Linked DNA regions of Mus musculus: region 1 is linked to region 2. The links are chromatin loops, found by intact Hi-C in ENCODE. Cell type or tissue: left cerebral cortex. All regions are shown on one strand. Each heading gives the region's core, and the rest is flanking DNA. Links, peaks and the distances in the headings are about the cores only.

What was found. Peaks named below come from ENCODE experiments on the same cell type or tissue, not always from the same donor. Only the 100,000 strongest peaks of a DNase experiment are listed, where the experiment ranks them.
Region 1: a loop joins it to region 2, with 3 times the contacts of the local background. A loop is called at or near these places in 1 of 42 quality-filtered maps.

The regions. Positions count from the first base shown.
Region 1 is chr3:84,187,610-84,197,083 of GRCm38, forward strand. It overlaps Trim2 (tripartite motif-containing 2), which reads right to left. Exons shown (of 12, transcript NM_001271727.1): 4 at 5,612-5,763; 5 at 4,472-4,652; 6 at 2,904-3,627. Among named protein-coding and RNA genes, the nearest start is that of Mnd1, 37 kb to the left of the region's middle. In left cerebral cortex, for the core only: no CTCF peak of the experiment used is centred there; DNase peaks (open chromatin) are centred at 3,546 and 3,788.
Region 2 is chr3:84,299,557-84,309,030 of GRCm38, forward strand. It overlaps a transcript of Trim2 not described here. Among named protein-coding and RNA genes, the nearest start is that of Trim2, 45 kb to the left of the region's middle. In left cerebral cortex, for the core only: CTCF peaks have their summits at 2,940 and 4,900 (motif pointing left); DNase peaks (open chromatin) are centred at 2,908, 4,917, 5,176 and 5,983; H3K4me3 peaks cover 2,086 bases; H3K27ac peaks cover 1,977 bases.

The DNA of each region.
Region 1 (9,474 bases), core at 420-8,419, 110 kb before region 2:
GACATTTTTTTTCAAAGAAGTAGAAAAAGCAATGCTAAAATTCATGTCTAACCACAGAAACCTCCAAAAAAGCTAAAGCAATTCTGAGGGAAAAGAGCAAAGCTAGAGACATTATATTCTCTGATTTCAACATCTGCTTCAAAGCTATTCCTGACAAAAACAGCATAAAAAGGACACACATTAGTGGAATACAAGACCCGGAGATCATGATGGCACCTGTAATTCCAGCATTTGGCAGTCCAAGGCAGGGAATATAGAATTTAAGGGGAGTCTGGGCTACAAAGTGTGCATAGTGAGATTGTCTCAGAAACAGACAAAAACTCAACAGACCACAAAGAGAATAAGAATACCCAGAAATAAAGCCACACGTTTATGGTTAATTGATCTGTGACAAAGAGGAGGGAGACAATGGGGACAGGAGAGTCTCTACAATAAATGGTGTTGGGAAATCCAGATGTTGACATGAAGATTACTAGAGGCTGACCTCATATCAAAGACAAAGGGCAATCCACACTGGATTAAAGCCTGGAAGCCTAGGACCTGAAGCTGCAAACCCTGCAGGAGGAAGCACGGGAGAGGAACTCATTACACTGGTGTGAGCAATGGCTTTTAGGTCTGAGCCTAACAGCACCCTTGACAAAGCCAAACAGAAGGGAAGAAAATCCACGCCAGCCATGCAGCTACTAAAGCATTGATATCCAAGATGCATAAGGAGCTAAAATAATTTCATAAACTTTTTTTTGTTGTTTTTTTATTAGTCTCTTCACTCGTGTGATAGTTTTGTTTATTAAACAGAAATTTCTTAGCTTAATGTTTTTGCTTTTGTTGCCAAGTTGTGGTACTCATAAAAAGAAATTAAGAAGAATCATTGCTTTTGTAACCTTGAGCCTGAGCTCCTTCTGCCTCAGATCTCAAATGCTGGAATTATATTGGTACAGCAGTGCGGCTGGGCTCAGGCTCCAACCAATCAATGGTGAGAAGACAACCTGGGGCCAATGAGGTGCACAGCAGGTAAAGACTGATTTAGTGGTCTGTTTGGTGGTCAGAGCTCTTAGAGAGGAAGGAGAGAGCCAACCCTGAAGTTGTCCTCCGACCCCCACATACATGCTGAGGCACTTGTACCCCAATAATAGTAATAATAATAATAAATTTAAATGTGATTTAAACATGGGCAAATGATCTAAATAGACATTTCTTAAAAGACATACAGGTGGCCAATAATAATAAAAGAGGTCAACATTACTAACAACCAGGAGAATGCCAATTCAAACCAACCAACCATCAAAAAGACAAGATAAATGTTGACAGGGATGTGAATAAAGGGAGCCTCATCATTGCTGAGGTGAAGGTACACTTGTAGCCATTATGTAAACAGTAGGAAGGCTCCTCACATAATTAAAAATGGTACTAACATATAGTTCATGACTACTACTAGGATTCCCCCCAAAATGAAATTGATTCTCGGGACCCTATCATTGTGACAACATGGAAGAATCTAAAGGACAACTTTGCATTTTATGGACATGGAAGCTGAGGCTGAAGGAAGCAGAACGCTAGGCCCAAGGCTCAAATGGAAGACCTGGAGCAGCAGGATCCGTCCTGCGTCTGTCTGAACTTGTCCCCTGGAACCATTCTACACAGGTGACCAGCAGGATCCAGTCCTGCGTCTGTCCTAGCTTGTCCCCTGGAATCATTCTACACAGGTGACCAAGAAAGTCATGCTCCGAATGGACAAGTTAACGTGTCATTCCACAGTCTTTACCGGGATTCAGCCTTGAGAACTAACAGGGCAACTCGGCTCACAATGTTCCAAGGAGCCAAGGAGCCGGAGTTGCCCCAGGCAGTCTGAGGAGAATAGATGGTGAGAAAAGATGGCCAGCATGGTCTCCTACTCCTTCCCTCCCCGAGCGCACATGCAGTTCTGCAGATTCCTAGTTTCTGAAGTTCTGTGGTAGAAAAGTCTATTTCCTTTCTAGGTGTGTCAGTTAACAAACTGTGCAGTAGCACTCTCAGGCCCAGTGATGTAGACACAGGAGGGAGTAGGGGAGGCAGGCTGCGGGTAAAGACAGAACGAGGAGAACGAGGCAGGCTGCAGGTCCTTTCTGAAACAAAATGCAAGCTTTGCTTTTCCTTAAGAATGTCTGAATGCCCTTTTTTTTTTTTTTTTTTTTTTTTTTTTTTTTTTTTTTTTTGGTTTACTTTTAGGTCGCTTCCTCTTGGGAAGCCAAGCAGTGAAAACAAACATAGGTAAAAAGCGCCAGGTAATAAATCAGAGGGAGGGGCAACCACATTCCGGTCTCTGAGCCCAGGCTACACCTCTGGGCTTCATCCCCAGCCCCGCCCAAACCCATTTCCTTCTCCACCCAGAGGTCTTAGGCACTGTTTTCCAGCTCTGCACAGCTGGCTGACCACACAGCTTGCCCTGTGGACTGACCCCCACAGATCTCCCACTCCTTGCAGGAGTGGAGGCAGAGAGGTATCTGAATTCCGTTTGTGGGACTGCCACCGCCCAAGCCCCACAGATTTCACAGAAATACAAGAATTTGCCAGACGCAAGGCTCTTTGCATTTGGGTTAGACAGGAGTCCTCCAAAGACACACCCACCAAAGTGAGAATCTTTTTTAAAAAATTGTCGTTGTACTGTTGGTTTTTCTCCCGCCCCTGCCCCCCCCCCTTCTTGTTTCAGCTTCTCACTGGCTGCATTTATCAGGAAAAGGGGGGAGGGGAGGAGGAAAGAAAGGAGGAAACGGAAGAAGAAACATTTGGGAAGAGCCTACAGAAACTAGCCCAACAAAATAACCAGAAGCTCCCCACCTGCTCGTAAATGCAGGATTCCGATTGGCAGGAGCGCTTGCCAGGTAGCCCCTTAGCCACCGAGTCAGGGGACAGCGCCCACTCCTTACCGACTCGGAAGATCAGGTCGTCCTCGATGGGGTTCTCTTTTCGCTTGCCGGTGCTGTACATGCTGGCAGGTCTCTTCACAGCCTTCTGCTTGACGTGCCCGCTCCCCGGGGACTTGACTCGTCGCTTCACGCCCTCGGTGGTGGGGGACACGTCGGCAGAGCGGATGACCTTGAGCTTAAACGGGCTGCCTCGGATATGCTGGTCGTAGAGCCTGAGGGACAGGGTGAAGTCCCCCTCCTTCTGCACAGTATACAAGAACTCGTAGGTGCCGTTCTTGTTGTCCAGGATCTCTCCGTCGGCCACGCTGCCGTCCGGGGTGCTGAGCTCAGCGGTGAGGTATGCGTTGCCTGTCTTGCACAGCTCTCCGTCTTTGTCCTTGGTGGTTATAGTAACGGACATGGGCTGCCCGATGATGGTCTGCCGCAGCCCCTCCCCCGTGGCCACCGTCTCAGAGGCGACCGCGTTAGTGGTGAGGATGGTCCCCAGGTTGTGGATAGACTTCTTCAGTCCCTCCGTTTCCACGATAAAATCCAGCTGGTCGTTCTCGCGCGGGTGCAGTGGGAAGTCCTGGTCCGCCAGTTCGTTCAGCTTCTCGCTCATCTGCTTCTTCACCAGCAGCACCTCCGTCTCCGTGCCATGGTTGAGGGCCTGAGCCGTGAAGTTGCTGCAGCTCTTAATGCTTTCCTGGCCTTGGAGCAGGGTATCCAGCTGCGACTGCAGCACCTGCCGGGGACACAGAGGCAACGAGCGCTTCCTACAGGACACCGTGCAGCCTGCAGGACACTTGGCTAGGAGCTGGGGCAGAGCCCTCCTCCCAAAAGAACCAACCTCTACGCCCGCCCACTCAGGTGGCTCGGAACCATCTGCATTCCATTTAACCCAGTGAACCCATGCAGAACGCTAAGTTGCATTTCCAGTATCATCTGGAGATTTCCCTTCCGCCTCACCCTGCCTCTCACCCACACGTGCATTTCTTAGGTCATCTGTTTACCTGGGGCTAAGAGAAGAAAGGACGCTACCAACAGCAAACAAATTGTCTGCTTGATGCGAATTAGTCATTACCCAGTGGCCTTTCCCTAGCGTTTAGAGCTGCCAGTCACGACCTCAGGGAACAAAACCCAACCATTTGAGAAGTCTCTACACCTGAATACCCGAAGCTCTCCACCCTGGCTTGGTGAACAGACTTGCAGAGCCAAACAAAGGCGGCAGTCAGGTTCGCTTTGAAGTTGAGGAACAGGTTGGTGTGGGTGAGAGAGAGAGCAGTGAAGAGGCTCCTCCACCCTATAATTAAGGAAGGAAAACATTCCAGGCGACCTTAAGCCCTGAAAGCATTTCTATATGCAACCTCTCCTTAGGGAGAACTATAAGTTGCGACAGAAAGTTCACGGAATCCGAGTTTGGTTGAATATCTACTAAATGTAAAGGGCACTGTTGGTCCCCAGGAAGTACAGTGGTGTAGGTCCATTCCTGCTACCGCCACTGTTAGAACGCAGTAAGCAGGCGCTGGGAGTGCAGTCACCCCCACTCCCCCCCCCCCCAAGAAGCCTGCAGGACTGCAGAGCCTTACTTTGTGTTTGAGACCATAGTTGACCTCCAACTCCATGAGCAGCACGCTCTTGCGAACATTTAAAGTCTTCTGCAGCTCATCAAAGGTGGAGTGGATGTCATCCACAATGCTGGCCTTTTGGTTGGTTAACTGATGGATGATTTCTGAGATGAACTGAAGAGCAGAATCTATTTCTGGGAGTCTGAGAGACAGGAGAGTTGTTAGTGGTCATTATTTAACTTCTACCTAGGAATACTCCAAAGCCTGCCTATACCTTCAGTCTCTAAATGCAAGCGCTTTTTACTATGCTGCTTGCATCACCTTTAAAAGGAAACATGAAGGAACAAGTGAGTCCTTCAGGGTCACCTCTATTTAAATCTCCCTTCAACCATCTGGGTTAACTATTGATGGTGCAAAGGTCTTGGCGGAACGGTTATGGCCAGATAGTCCTTGTAGCAGAGGATGCCCTGTGCATATAGGATGCTTAACAGAGTTCCCTCCTCTACTCCACATCTATAGCATATTCCTACACTGTTGCTAAGACACCTAAAATGGGTTTAGGTATCACCAAATGTGTGTGTGTGTGTACAGAATTGCCCATGGTAGAGAACCGCTATATTCTAAGTGTCTAGCTATATCTTTTTTTTTTTCTTCCAACAACATAAACTTTGAAGAATTCAGAGTACCTGGAGAACTCTTGTAAGTTTTCAAGTTCCTTCAGGTAACATTGAACAACTATGCTTTTCTCCCTAGGACTGTTGACAGTAGGACTATTGGCTATTTTGTTTTACAGCAGGTTGTTAACCTCCTTTTTAGTTTCTCTCATATAGGACATGACTACTATATTCATTTGTGTCCATACCAAAAGGGGAAAAAACAAAAACCAACCCTCAAGACAAACAGAGGAGGAAATTTGAGCAACCGCTGCTCAGCACCATTGTGCAGGGCTCAGGCTGAGAGTAGCTGTCCCAGCTACCACCACAGGCAGAGAAGTATGTCAGCAGCTCTGATTTCAGGCAGGAATTTCTGGGATCACATGATCAAGAAGAACATAGGATTTAGTTATGCATACAGGCTAGCATGACCGTAGCTACCATCTCAGAGACGCTGGATGTCAGGCCAGGCCTCCCATGGGATGGGGAGTCTGGAGGGGCACGGTACCTTTTGTTGACTGCGTCCAGCTGGACCTGGAGCGAGGCCTTGTGCTGCTCCACCACATCCTTCAGCGGGACTGTGGGGTGCTCCGCGTGCTCCCCCTCCGTGCACTCCCGACACATGGCGGTCTCACAGGACTGGCAGTAAAATTCCATCACCTGTGGGTAACACAGAGAGCTTACCCTGCAGGAAGCACATATGCATTCTCCCATCACACCCGGTCACTAAAGCTGCTGTGGTTACAGTGCCCAAATGTTGATATGGCAGGCCTCAAACAGGTGCATGCGACACCAAAAGCCACTGCTATGGCTCTCAAGCACTTTGGTCTCTGAACCTCTCTAAGCTCTTTTAAAAAGTGCTGAGAACTTCAAAAGGGCTCTCTGAGCCAGGCATGGTGGGGGAAGTCGTTAGTCCCAGGAGGCAAAGGAAGATGGAGTTTAGTAAGTGCCTGGCCGACCCGGTCTACATAGCAAGTTTCAAGGCAGTCACAGCTACACAGTGAGACCCTGTCTCAAAAAAAAGTACTTTTGCATATGTGGATGCTTTCTATAGATATTTGTCATATTAAAAATGAAACAAAACATTATTAATGTAATGTAATGAAAAAGTAATTGTGAAGCCACTTAAATACGAGTGGTGAGTAATGTGATTTGTTACTTAAGATGAAAATGTTGGAACTTGGCATTGCTCTCCATCTCAATGCATCTCTGCAGTGTTCCACTGGACAGAAGGCAGCTGGATTCTCCTCGCTGCTTCTGCATTCATCCTGTCATGATAGAATGTATCAGACAGACCCTGGAATGCTCCACTGCATACACTTGGGAGAGTGGAAACAAACGCTGCCTTTCTATTGTTGTGCTAAGACTGCAGTATTCACCTTGTGGATCTCCACCCCACCCCCGCCCCAGGTCTGTGGACAAGGGGGTGGGGGTGGGGGTGGGGCTCTCCTGAACTTCATTTAAAACTGCCACTGCTTGAACAAAGATGCACTCCGCTGTTCTCATCCTGGCTCCATCTCACATTTACCTGAATGGCCATAGGCAAATGACCTAACTCTACTGAGTCTCAACTTCCACCTCTGTCAAGCAGAGAAGGATGGTAGTATCCATGACAGTAACAGGCTCCACTGGGCTGCTGTGCAGACTGAATTAATACACACAAGAACTTGAGGATGCTCGGTACCAGCTCAGAATAGTTCCCAGTTAGTAGCTGCTGTGGTGATGACAATGACATCATCTGGTTGTCCTTAATGTGAAATTAAGCCACTTATCCTACTAAGGATGGACACTTAGTAACAATGTAACACAAAGCCTGTTTTGAATTCTCATAAGACTTTTGAGGGAGAGCTTTATGTGGCGTTTTCAGTCATGCACATACCAAAAAGGGCGTGCATCCTGACCCAGCTTGACCAATGATGGGTTTTTCACAGTGCCACTGAAACCAACAAGGTCCTGACAAGTACTCAACACTTCGGGGTCTGGGGTTGTGGAATCACAGGATGTCCTTACTTATGGTTCTAGAGTTTCGTGTCATGACAACCCAAAGGACTCCTTCCTTATTCCTCTCACTGTTTGCGATAGTATTTTCTGGAGCTGGTTGTATTTTGGAAACAATCTTTCTGAGTGACCCAGGTTCAGATAAAAGTCCTTCAAAACATTTCCACAATAATCTCAGACTTCATGCACCATTGTACTTTGATGCAGAACCATAGTAAATTACAGGAATGTGTATTTCATTTTAATTTTTTGTCATATAAAATGACCTTTGAGGACCGACTACACCTGGGCCATAAATTGGAAATGCCACCCTTGTTTTTTGGAGATCGGGATCAATTCATTTTTAAAAGCTTTGTCACATAGGAAGATCTGTTAGGCTTGGACCATAAATTGGAAATTTCCTTTCTTTCTCTCCCACCCCCCTTTTTTAGGAGCAGGGATGGGGCTCGAACCCAGGGCTTTGTGTATGGTAGGCAGATGTTGAACCACTGAGTATCATTGTAGCCCAAAGTTTTCTCCGTCCATCTCCTGTTCAAAATATCTCCTCGAGCTCTACTAAATTGTATGTTAATAGCAAACTCAAAAGGAAATTTGAACCTTCCAAGGGAAGACTGAATGTTTGCTTTTTATTTAAAATACATGTGATTCAGTCCAGTTCACCACGCAGAAACTACTAGATAAGGTGTGAGCTAAGGGGTCCTCTCAGTCGATCTTCCTTTCTCTGGTTGGAGCTGCACTTCAGATTGTTTATAGTTCTTTAACATATTCTTTGCTTCCACCAGTCAGGAAACAGGAGGACCTAAAACTAATGCAATGTTCTGCTAAATTTTCTACCGTAAAGTTTCTAGAAATTACTTTTGGAAATGCAAATATTAGGTGACAATATATGAGCCGTGTATCACAAATGTTTTATTTATTTAAAAAAATCAGTAATTTAAAAGGACTCTTGCCTTTCAAAGAGCTGGTGAAAGGAATTATTTTTAAAAAATTCCAATAAATTCTGTAAACTTTTTTTTTAAAAAAATGTCTTCCCCAGAATCCATGGAGAACGATTTTGGAAGGGCTGAAGATCCTCCCAGTGGTCCTTGGGGCACTACCCTGTGAGGGCTGAGGCTCTTTTCACTTCTTGCCTTCAGCAGGTGGTTCATGGTACCAGAACTTTTCATTTATGGATCATACATAACAAATATTTCACCTTCATAATAAATACTCAGGAAATCCCACCAGTGCAGGAAATCACCGTGTGGAGGAGTCAGGAATGGAATGTGAAGGCTTCCTCCCTCAGGTTCTGCAGGGTGTGGGGACTAATGCGAGTATCTGGGCTGGAGAGTGTGACACACTAACAGTGCTCAGCCAACCCACTGGCACATTTCCACTGTCAACCGAGGCTGCCTCCGTGTAGAATGGGTTAGGCAAGGCAACGCTTAGTTAGAAGTTTGAGTCTGTGCTGTCGTCAGAGATCTCAAACACGGTGCCATCTTACTGGTACTTGCTGGCCTGAGTTCGATTGCCCTTGGCAGTCTGAGGCGTGAGCTGATGTGGGGAGAAAGTTTTATGAAGAGAAAAGCCTGAAGTAAGACATGGACACTGACAATCTGAAATCTCATCAAGAGCAGAGCCCATCACTCTTGGGTTGCCAGCCCTCTTAACCTGTTCATTTCGCTTTATGTGTGTGAGCATTTTGCCAGGGCCTTGCAGAAGAGGATGCCACATCCTCTGGAACTAGATTTGCAGATGATTCAAAGCTGTCATTTGCATGCCTGAACCCGGATCCTTGGCAAAAGCAACCAGTGCTCCAACCATTGAGCCATCTGTCTCTCCAGCCCCTCTTCTTAATTTATGTTTTCAACAGTTGGTGGCAGGAAAATGGATTTACTGAATAAGAAGATCTCTGTCGTATCACTAGCTGATGACTAAGCTAACCTAATGGAACATAGTTTCAGTGGTCACACGTGACAAAAATTACAGCCTTTACAAAATTGGCCCAGAAAAGTCACTAAGTAAAAAGAAAAAGCCAGAGAGAGAGAGAAAGAGAGAATGAATAATGGAGAGAAACTATGAGTTGCAACAAAATTACCTTTCTCTCATTTACTTTTCTTTTTAAACATAGAATTTCACTATGTAGCACAGGCTCTCCTCAAACCATCTCCCTGAGATAGCCTCTCACATAGTTGTAATTGAAGGTATATGCCATCATGTCCAACCTTCAGCACAATATTTTAAATGCCTTGATTTCCAGTGGGGAAAAAAGTTATATATATAAAAAAAATAGAAGCTGGGGCTGGAGATGTTCAGTGTTATAAGAGCTGCCTGTCCTTCCAGAGGACACAGGTTCAATTCTCAGTATTCACATGGCATAGCACAACCGTCTAC
Region 2 (9,474 bases), core at 983-8,982:
TGACAATCATGGACTAACCCTGTATGCCAGTCCCCAGTTAAATACTTTCTTTTCTAAGAGTTTCCTTGGTCATGACTTCTGTTCACAGCAATAGAACAGTGATTAAGACAAAGATTCCGAGAAACTCAATATTTGTGTGCAGAAGGAGTAAAATGAGTCCTCCGCCATATCTTACAAGTTACAAAATCAACTTAAAGTAATTTAAAGGGGAAGGAAGTGCCACTTAGTGGTAAACACTCACCTATCATATACAGGATTTGATCCCCAACACTAAACAACAACAACAACAAAAACCGCTAGTCTGTTTAGACTTAATGGTAAGGCACACAACTAAGAAGTTACCAGAACAAAGCAGGGATGCACTTCAAGTGATTGGCCTGGGCAGGCATTTTTTTTTTTTTTTTTGGATAAGACCTCAAAAATACTCATGGAATCGAAGGTAAAAACAGACCAAATGAGTTTATATCAAACTAAAAACCTCTGCATCATTGTAGACATTCATGGTGTGGTGACCCCAACTGCAGAAGAGAAGAGAATATACAGATTCTTCATCTGAACTGAGTTAACGTCCAGAATATATAATGAAACTAACACCTCAATATCAAGAAACAGAGAATCTGATTTTAAAATAGAGCAAAATATTTTTGAACAGATAAGTCATTTCTAAGAAGTGGAGTCACATTTCAGGAGACCAAGTGTATAAAAGCCAGCACAAAGATGATGCCAAAAAGCGAGATTCAGACAGGGCAGTGTCCAGAATTGTACAAGATACAATTCACACTGGATTTATGAACAGAGATGAACCATAGCACCAGCAAGAGAAGAGGGTCCTGGGACCCTGAGGTGGGAGGAAAGAGACTATTACACTAAGCTAGACAAAGTGGCTGAATATAGCTGGCTTCCTTTAAAAACTATCAGCATGATAACACTGGTTAAAAAAAAACTTCTAGGAATTGTATAAAATACTTAGTTGACTATTTTCATGACTTTGCTTTTTCTTACAGGCTTTAGAATGTGTGGTCGAATCGCTTGGCAGACAAAACGGTAGTTATAACCAAGATGGCTGGTCAGATAAAGCTGGGCTACTGCGACACAGAAATGGCCAAGGAATAATAAAAAGGTGCTTAATAGCATTGATCATTAGAGAATTCAAATCAAAACCACAAGAAGATATCAACTAACCTTGGCTCAAATGTCTGTGACAAAGAGCCAAGAAGCCACACTCTGATGGGCTGAGGAGAGACTGGAATCTCTGCACATGGTTGCTGGGAATGTAAATGACTGTAGCTATGTTGGAAAACAGTACAGCATTCCTCAAAAATCTGAAAACAAGACGTGTATGATCTAAAAGTTCAACCCTGGGTAGATAGCCAACGGAAAGAAAATCAAGTAAAAAGACACCAGTACCCCATGTTTTGTACAAAATGGAATCAACCTAATTGTGCACTGACAGATGAATGGATGAAGAAAATTGTTACCTGGATAATGGGATATGCTTTGGGTATAACAAGAATAAAATCCTGTCATTCATAACAGGTTGGACCTGGAAGACCCTCAGGAAATAGGCTGAGCACAAAAAGAAAACTCTGCATGACCTCACTCACGCAGAACCTGAGACCTGACGTCCCAGAAGGAGAAAGCAGACTTTGGTCCTCAAAGACTGCGAGAGAAGAGGGGAAAGAAAACAGGGTAAGATTTGTCACTGGCAAAAAATATGTAGATGGGAGAAATAAATCCTGGTGCTCCCACAGGATGACTACAGTTAACAAGATGTATTGCATTTTAAAATGACTAGAAGAGAGGATTTCAAATGGTCCTGTCACAAAAAAATTACTAAAGCTTGAAATTATAATATGCTAATTAGCACAGCTTGATAGTTACAGAAGATAAATATGTATAAAACATTACATTATACCCCATAAATATGTATGGTTAATATATGTCAAATCAAACGGAACAGAAACAATACAGAGCCAAGTCAAAATACAAGAGCCTCGGCCCAAGGACAAGGGAGGGAGAACGCAAACAAGAGTCTTCTAGCTATCTTGAATTATTTCGCCACCCAACAAAGATGTTTCAACCTGTAAAGAGCGGGCAGCATTGTATGCTTCTTGACTAATAGAGACACAATACTTTCAATTGCTTCTGTGGCTTAGAGAAGGAAAACGTAAGATACACGTGAACTGAGACTAGATCTTATGTCGCTGACAGTACTGTTTACATACACCAGACAACCCTTGTTTCTTACCCCTTCCCATGTGCCCATTTTCCAGCCCAGGAGACGGACAGTGTCTTTCTCTTCATTTCCCAGTGCCCATGGACCATTTCCACCTCCACAGGAGGCTGCCAGGGAACTCTGTGGGGTTGAATTCAGGGAGGAGACAGAGGTGGTCAGTTTGTGAAGATCAACCTCTTTTGATTCACAGCCAGAAAAGCCTCTAGGAAACTAGAGATTGTTTCTTCATTTCAGTAATCCAGAGCTCTCAGGTCAGAAAACTATGGGCCTCCACAGAGAAAGAGGCCGGCATTTGCCAGAGCAGGCTTTATTTCTCCTTTCATAGAAATAAAGAAAGGAAGGGGAAGAGGAGGGAACGAAGCAAGCAAGCATAAACTTCAAGGATGGAAGATAGAGGTCCTGGGACAAGTGGTAGCCCACCCAACACCACCCCATGTGCCCCATGCACTGTCCTGTTCTGGGGAGACAAGGTCTGGTGAGGCTGCCCAATCTGGACTGTAAGACAGACCTGGCAGGGGCATATTGTTTGGCAAGCACGATGCACTTTTAGTTATTTTAATTAGTTGCCAATCTGTAAAGATCTAGTGGTTTCACGTTAACAAAAGCTAGACTCCTGGTTCCCTCCAGCAGAGCTGGCTAGCCTGAATGTAAGCTTCTACTGCCCTCCCCAGTTAACCCTATTAGACCATGGTTTCACTCAGCACTTGCGCCCCCTGCCTGCCCCTGCAGCGACAGACCTGGGCATCTAAGGCATGGGCAGGTGTCTGTCCATCTATTTTCTTACCCAGAGAGCTCTCACCAGGCCAGATGAGTTAAAATCTGAGCCTGGGAAATGACCTGGCCTCTGTAGAAGAGGCTGAAAGGTCCAAGGTCTGGAGCCAGGGCTGGAAGGGGCTAAGGTGAAAGTGGTTAACAACTTATTTTCTTCTAGATGCTCTGTGGCAGTGAATGGCACCATTTTATAGTCCCTTTGTTGGAGCCAATCAGGGTCTGATTTACCTATCTCCCTAGCTCTACCCCCATTTGGCAGTAACTAACTTACTTCTCTTTCCCTAGAACAGCTTTGATGTCTTGGCTCTTCACTGTTTGGACTGACCCATTCTCAACGCCCTACACTTTACCCACATTTTCCATTCCAGATCAGGGAACACTGGGAATAGCACCCTTTTTTTTTTTTTTATCTCACCATTAAATTTAATAGAAAGGCTTGATTTGGCTTCTACGTCATTCTTCATACCTCAGAGCCACATTGGTTGCTTTTCACGGCACATTCACTTAGTCACAATCTGATTTTAATTAACAAAGAACTGAGAAACCACACCATGGGGTGAAGATCGAGATTTAGTGAAAATTCAAGCACCAAATACCAAGCCTCACTTTGGGACCAGGACCATAATCCCATATGTAAAATTAAAGGATCTATATAGTCCATAATATGTATCCATAATGGATTTAGTTTCCTACCTATAGACTAATTTATAATCAGTTGAGTTTCTAAGCTACGTTTGGATGAGGCTTTTCTGAGTGTTAAAGTGCCCGCCACCCCTTTCTGCTTGCTTTCTCCTCCTGTCTGGCTTGCTCTTATTAAATCAACCCTCAAAGGTCAGGCTGACAAAAGCCACTCAGCCAGGAAATAGAATCGGAAGAACAGCCCAAACCTTGGCGTGTCTCTTACGCAGGTCTGGAGATCACTTTGCTGTGACCTGGCTGTGCCTGAGAAGACACAGACCTGAAAGTTCCAGCACTTGTTCATAGCTGGCTTCGCCAACTGGCACTAGTCTTGATCTGTAGAACCTTTTAGAGAAGGCCATGTCTTCTATGTCCCACACCCCGGGACGCTGCATACTGGACACGAGAAATCACAGGCGAACAAAAGCAAGCCTTGCACAGAGACCTCAGGAGACTGGGACAGACAAAACCACAGGCTTCTGGGCCAATGGGGACACCCCAGTATCTGAACAAGGCATTTGGGGGGGAGGGGCACTGGTCTGTGTTGAGCATTTCTTGGAACCCTTTAGGGAAAGCCAAATTCCTCAAGAGATACCTAGACCTCAGAGAAGACTTGCATTTTTTTGCCAGATGTGTAAAGTTCAAAATCTCCAAAATTAAATAAAATACTAAATTGTACAATAAGGTTTCCACTAGCAAGCAATGGCAACATCAAACAAAACCCACGGCACCTTTTCACAAGATTCGTAATTTGAGGAGAAGGAGGGAATTGGGGTCTTTTCTTTTGTCTCTAGTCTCCAAATATATGCTTGCCCTGGAAGAACAAGCACCGTGTGCAGGAAAGGAAGAAATCAGCGTGAAGCCTGGCAGAGAGGCTTGAAGTCTCAGAACTCTGAAATCCCCCTGGGATCCAGACCCAGGGGCAGTGAGCCTGTTGCCCAGCGAGGTGGCTTCAGGGAGGACCGCGACAATCCCTATGCAGTGCACAAAGATCCCCACGGACAGGAGGGCATAAGCTATTTCTCATTGCTGTGAGACAACCCTAAAGGCTCATCGCCTTTCCCAAGTGGCTGGACAGGACTGTGCACCTCGGCTTCCTAGGCCCAGGGTTCTTTTGTGTTGGGTTCGAACACAGGAGCAGTCCTCCTGCGATGCGCTTAAGTCCCTCCCGCAGCTGCCAGGGCTGAAGCTTGCTCGCGCCACCTCCAGGCTAGGCTTGGTGACTTGGGTCCCCTTACCTCACTCCCGCAGCCTGATCCCTCACCCATCGCTCTCTAAAGCTTCCAGTAGAGAAGCCGGAAACATTCCAAGCCTGTCGCCTGCCCTGGGCGAGGTGGCAGATACTCACGTTTCAAGTGTTTGCCAAAGTGCCCGAACTCTGGTCACCAACCAGAACCACGAGGAAGATCTAAGTGGCTGTTTTGCAGGCAGCGAGAAAGATCAAGCAGATGGCCAGCAGGCAGCCCCGTATTTTACTCGAGCTCCCCCAAAATGCTTCTCGGTGCCGCCAACGCAGCTGCCAGGTTTAATAACTGTGTCAGACAGCCCGCCCCTCCCCTCACGGGGGCGCCGCAGATGACAGGCGGGAGACCCAGTCGGCGCCTTGTGCTACAGTCTCCCAGCCTTGGCCACAGTAAAGATTGCACGGGGGACACATGACACCATGGTTCAAATGCCAAAGAATCGTCAAAAAACCTCGCTTCTTTCCTATTCACTTGGAACATATATCTGATGGGTTCCCGGCAGCATTTCTTTCGGAAAACAAGACTAATGAACCAAACCAACGACAAGTACTGTGCAGAAGAGCTAACCTGCATCTCAAATAGAAAGGACCTTATGCGTCCTCCTCCAGCCCAGTTCCGACTTGACTCCTGGGCCTTGGTGGGATGTCCTGAGCACCGCGCGATGCGCAACAAACCTATGCTACTGTGCCTCAGGTTTTAGTGGCGCACGTCAACTCCCTGGTCTGTTCCTAGGACTCTGTTCCACAGGACCTTACTGTATGAGGACGCTCCGCTGCGGTTCATCCACTGGGACCATTTCCCAATCGCAAGTGGCTCCTGGAGACAAGCTGGATACACACACCACGCTGGGAGGAATCCTCGGTTTTCAAAGTGCACCACGAAAGCGGAATATTCCACCGAAAGTTACGATCCGCAAGTACAAGGCCTGCCTGAGCACTCCTCAGCCCAGCGGCCACGCCTCTCAGTTCCCCAAGGGTCCTCACCCTAGCTAGCCCCGCCCTAAGGGCGCTTTTCTGGGCATGCACCTGCTTCCACGCTGCAGAGTGGTTGCCTTGGAAACCCTGGAGAGCTGGTGCTCTCTGCAGACACGCTGTTGCCCTGACAACTGTGACCCAGCTCTTGGGCGTGCCAGGAAGAATGCAAATGGATGCTACATTAAATGCGGATTCAGGGCTATAGGAGGGACTGGTTGGTAGGGTTGGGATGCGAAAACAGCTGTATTAGGGTATGCAAGCTGAGCCTCAAGATGGGGTCGGTGTGTATCGCCGACTAGAAACATTGTGTTCTTCACCAAGCCCAGTTACATTTGGCTGTAAGACAAATTCCGGAGTTGTTCTAGCGTCCCTCTTTCACTCTGCTTAAGATGTTTAAATGGGATTTCCCAGCAGGAACTGGTTCCAGGTAGGAATAAGAAAAAGCCCTTCAGTATGTTGAAAACAGTGAAGGCCTACTGGGGATAATAGTTAACCATGGGTGACGTCATATGCAGACCTCCGAGACTCTGGTTGTGACGAGCACGTGGCTAACACAATTTCACTCACTGTTTGAGAAAGGTAGGGCCGGGAAAAGCAAACTGTACTTATTAAAAACCCAAATGTGCACGTGTCGTCTTGAGAGCTGAGTTAGGGGCTTAAACCCATCAAGCCACAGATAGGTGCTTCTGTTAAGGAACTAGGACATCATGGAGAGGGCTCAGCTGAAAACCAAGGTTCTGGGCAAGGGCTACGGAGACTGAAGGCTAGGGTGGCCTGTCGGGAAGTGGGAGCGTTTGCAATGTTGCCCTTCAAGTAAGAGAATGGATTAAAGGACTGATGGGAAACAAAACCTTCCCAGTCTACACATTAGACATCTATACAAGTGTGAAATTTAGGTGACAGCTGACTCTTTTGTAAGTGTCCAGTCTCTGCAACAGTGAAGCAGAACCCAGTGGGATATTTTCAAAGTACTGACAGCAAATAGCCATTGTGTTAGTTAGGGGTCTCTAAAGAACAGACCCAACAACCCATAAACTGAGGGTCTGTGACATGACCACATCACCCCTTAAAGGTCCTGTCTCTTACCACGAATTTTAAGTGTTTTGGCAAATATGATGGTTTAAATGAGAATGACCCCCATAAGCTCATATATTTGAACACTTGGTCCCCAGTTGGTGGAATTGCTTGGGAAGGATTAGGCTTGTGGCCTTATTGGAGAAGGTGTGTCCCAGTAGGGATGGGCTTTGAGGTTTCAAATGCCCATGTCACTCCCAGTTAGTTCTCTCTGCTTGGTGTTTGAAGATAAGACAAACGCTCTCCGCTACAGCTCTAGAGCCATGCCTTCTCCCCTGCTTTTATGCTTCCTGCATGGACTCCAACCCTCTGAAACTGTAAGTCCCCAATAAATTCTTTCTTCTACAAGTTGCTTTGGTCATCATGTCTTAACACAGCAATAGAAAAGTATTCAGACAGTAGGGATCTTCAGCCCGTAGCATACCTTAACAAAACGGACAGAGAGGAATTTTCTTCTCTATATTTTATCCATCAATTTAAGTTGTTATGTTCATGTAGCAGGAATTTCTCTACACACACAATCCACAAAATGAATCTGCCTGTCTTGATTCCTCCCTGTCCTCCACATTCCAAACTCAACATAGAATCCAGACATGGTGTCCAGGCATTCTACCAGTGAGTTTCAGTTGTAGCTCCAACTAAGACTTTCCCAACAGTGTCTACATTTGTCTAAGTGTGAGTCCCTCCCCTCCCTGTGTCCCTCCCTCCCTCTGTCTCCACCCCTCATACTCACCCACTCTCTAATCTCCCTAAATCTCTATGCTATTGGATGGAAGCTAGGGTCCAGCGCATGCTAGACGCATGTCCCCACTGTGCTGTACCTCCCGGCCCCGCCTGCATGTTTAAGGGTGTGGCATGGCCCGCTGTTCTAAAGACCTCAAGCCACATCCACAGGGATACACCATGCATGCCTGGGGTTACTGCGGTATCCCAGGGCTGGGCACATATTCACCCCGATAAATATTTGTTAAATAAACAAGCCCGGCCCCAAAGCAATCCTGAACCCTAAAACAACCTGACCACACATCTCCTCTCCAGTTCAGCTGTGACCACCTTCAATTCCATTATGAGAATCTTTCTAAGTGAGAATTGAAAGTTGGACAGTTAGGACCCATTTGTGCTCCACTACAGGAGCTGCTATTATTATCTGGGCTTGTTGCCCAGCCTGGACTCGGGGGACCACCATGCGAGAGAACACAGAGGATCTGGGAGCTGTGTCTATGAGCTGCTTTGCTGGCTCATCTCCTTCCGTTTCCAGTCTTCTCTGGCCCTGCGGACTCAGGGTGCTGTTTTATTTCCAGGTAGTCCTTTTAAAGCACAATGATCAATTAGCCATTTTAGGAGCATCTGAGTATCAGGGCCAAAGCCCTTTGGGATCAGGCTGAATGCAGAAGGGCAGGCTGTGGACTCTCGGAGAGGGATGAGGTCAAAGGGTATTGGACATTTCTCTCCCCCCAAAATTAAGTAGGCTCACCATTTATTTGAACTTGGCCTTCAGTGATTTATTTACGCACACCACACCTACTTCCCTTCCAGGTCAGGACTAAGTGCGCAGACCCTTCCTGTCTATTATGCCCTCTCAGCAAAACAGAAAAAGGAAAGCACAAGATGGGCAGGCACTTATTTCTCTGCCTATCACGTACATCACATACATATGTAGCCACAAGCCATATATTTGCTACTTAAAAACAACAGTTTCGCAAGGCTGGGGCTCAAATCCACATGCACCGTAGGCAAATGCTTTATCACAGAGCTATATTCCCAGCCCATTTGTGGACCACTTGAACGTGTGACATAGTATGCATTGCTATTTCTGATCCCATGTCTATACCCCGCCCCCCTAGCAATGAGACCTGAAGTTTCCAGAGGTAATATGACTTGGGTGACACTAAACTTCTTCCAATTCCCTAGAGGAGGTCTCCACAGTTATAAACCAACTGTCACTCCCACTGTGTCCTTTAGACACTGGCACTCATGCCAGGAGAAAGATGTATGCTGGGTCTTGTGGGGTGGGTGCGCGGGGTAGAATAAGCCTACTTATCTCACAGCAGCCGGTTCTAGCGGAGATCAAGGCTTTCACCCTAAGTGATGTCTGTGGAGATGCAGACACTAGATCTGCACAGCATTTGTCCTGCATGGAGATCCCGTCCCGGAGGCAAGCAGAAGTGGAGGCTGTGTGTGGAACCCAAGAATAACACCACTTCCGGGAAGAGAGATGATGACCGGAAACCAGGGTTAGCCCTTAGTCTCACCCCCAGGTCCCATGTCTGCAGCTAGCTTCATTTCCTAAAGCTCCCACTAAGTCCTGAGATGCACTATCATTAGCCAAGGGTCAACTGTCCGAGGTAATGAGCCTGTGGGGACATTTACATTGGAGCCCTACCTTCCAGTGGCTCGAGGGTAAGTCCTCAGCCTGGGAAGTGCCACATTTCCTTGCCCTTTTGATCAGGTGTGGTTTTGATACAAATCCTGCATCATTCATGAGTACAGATAGGGA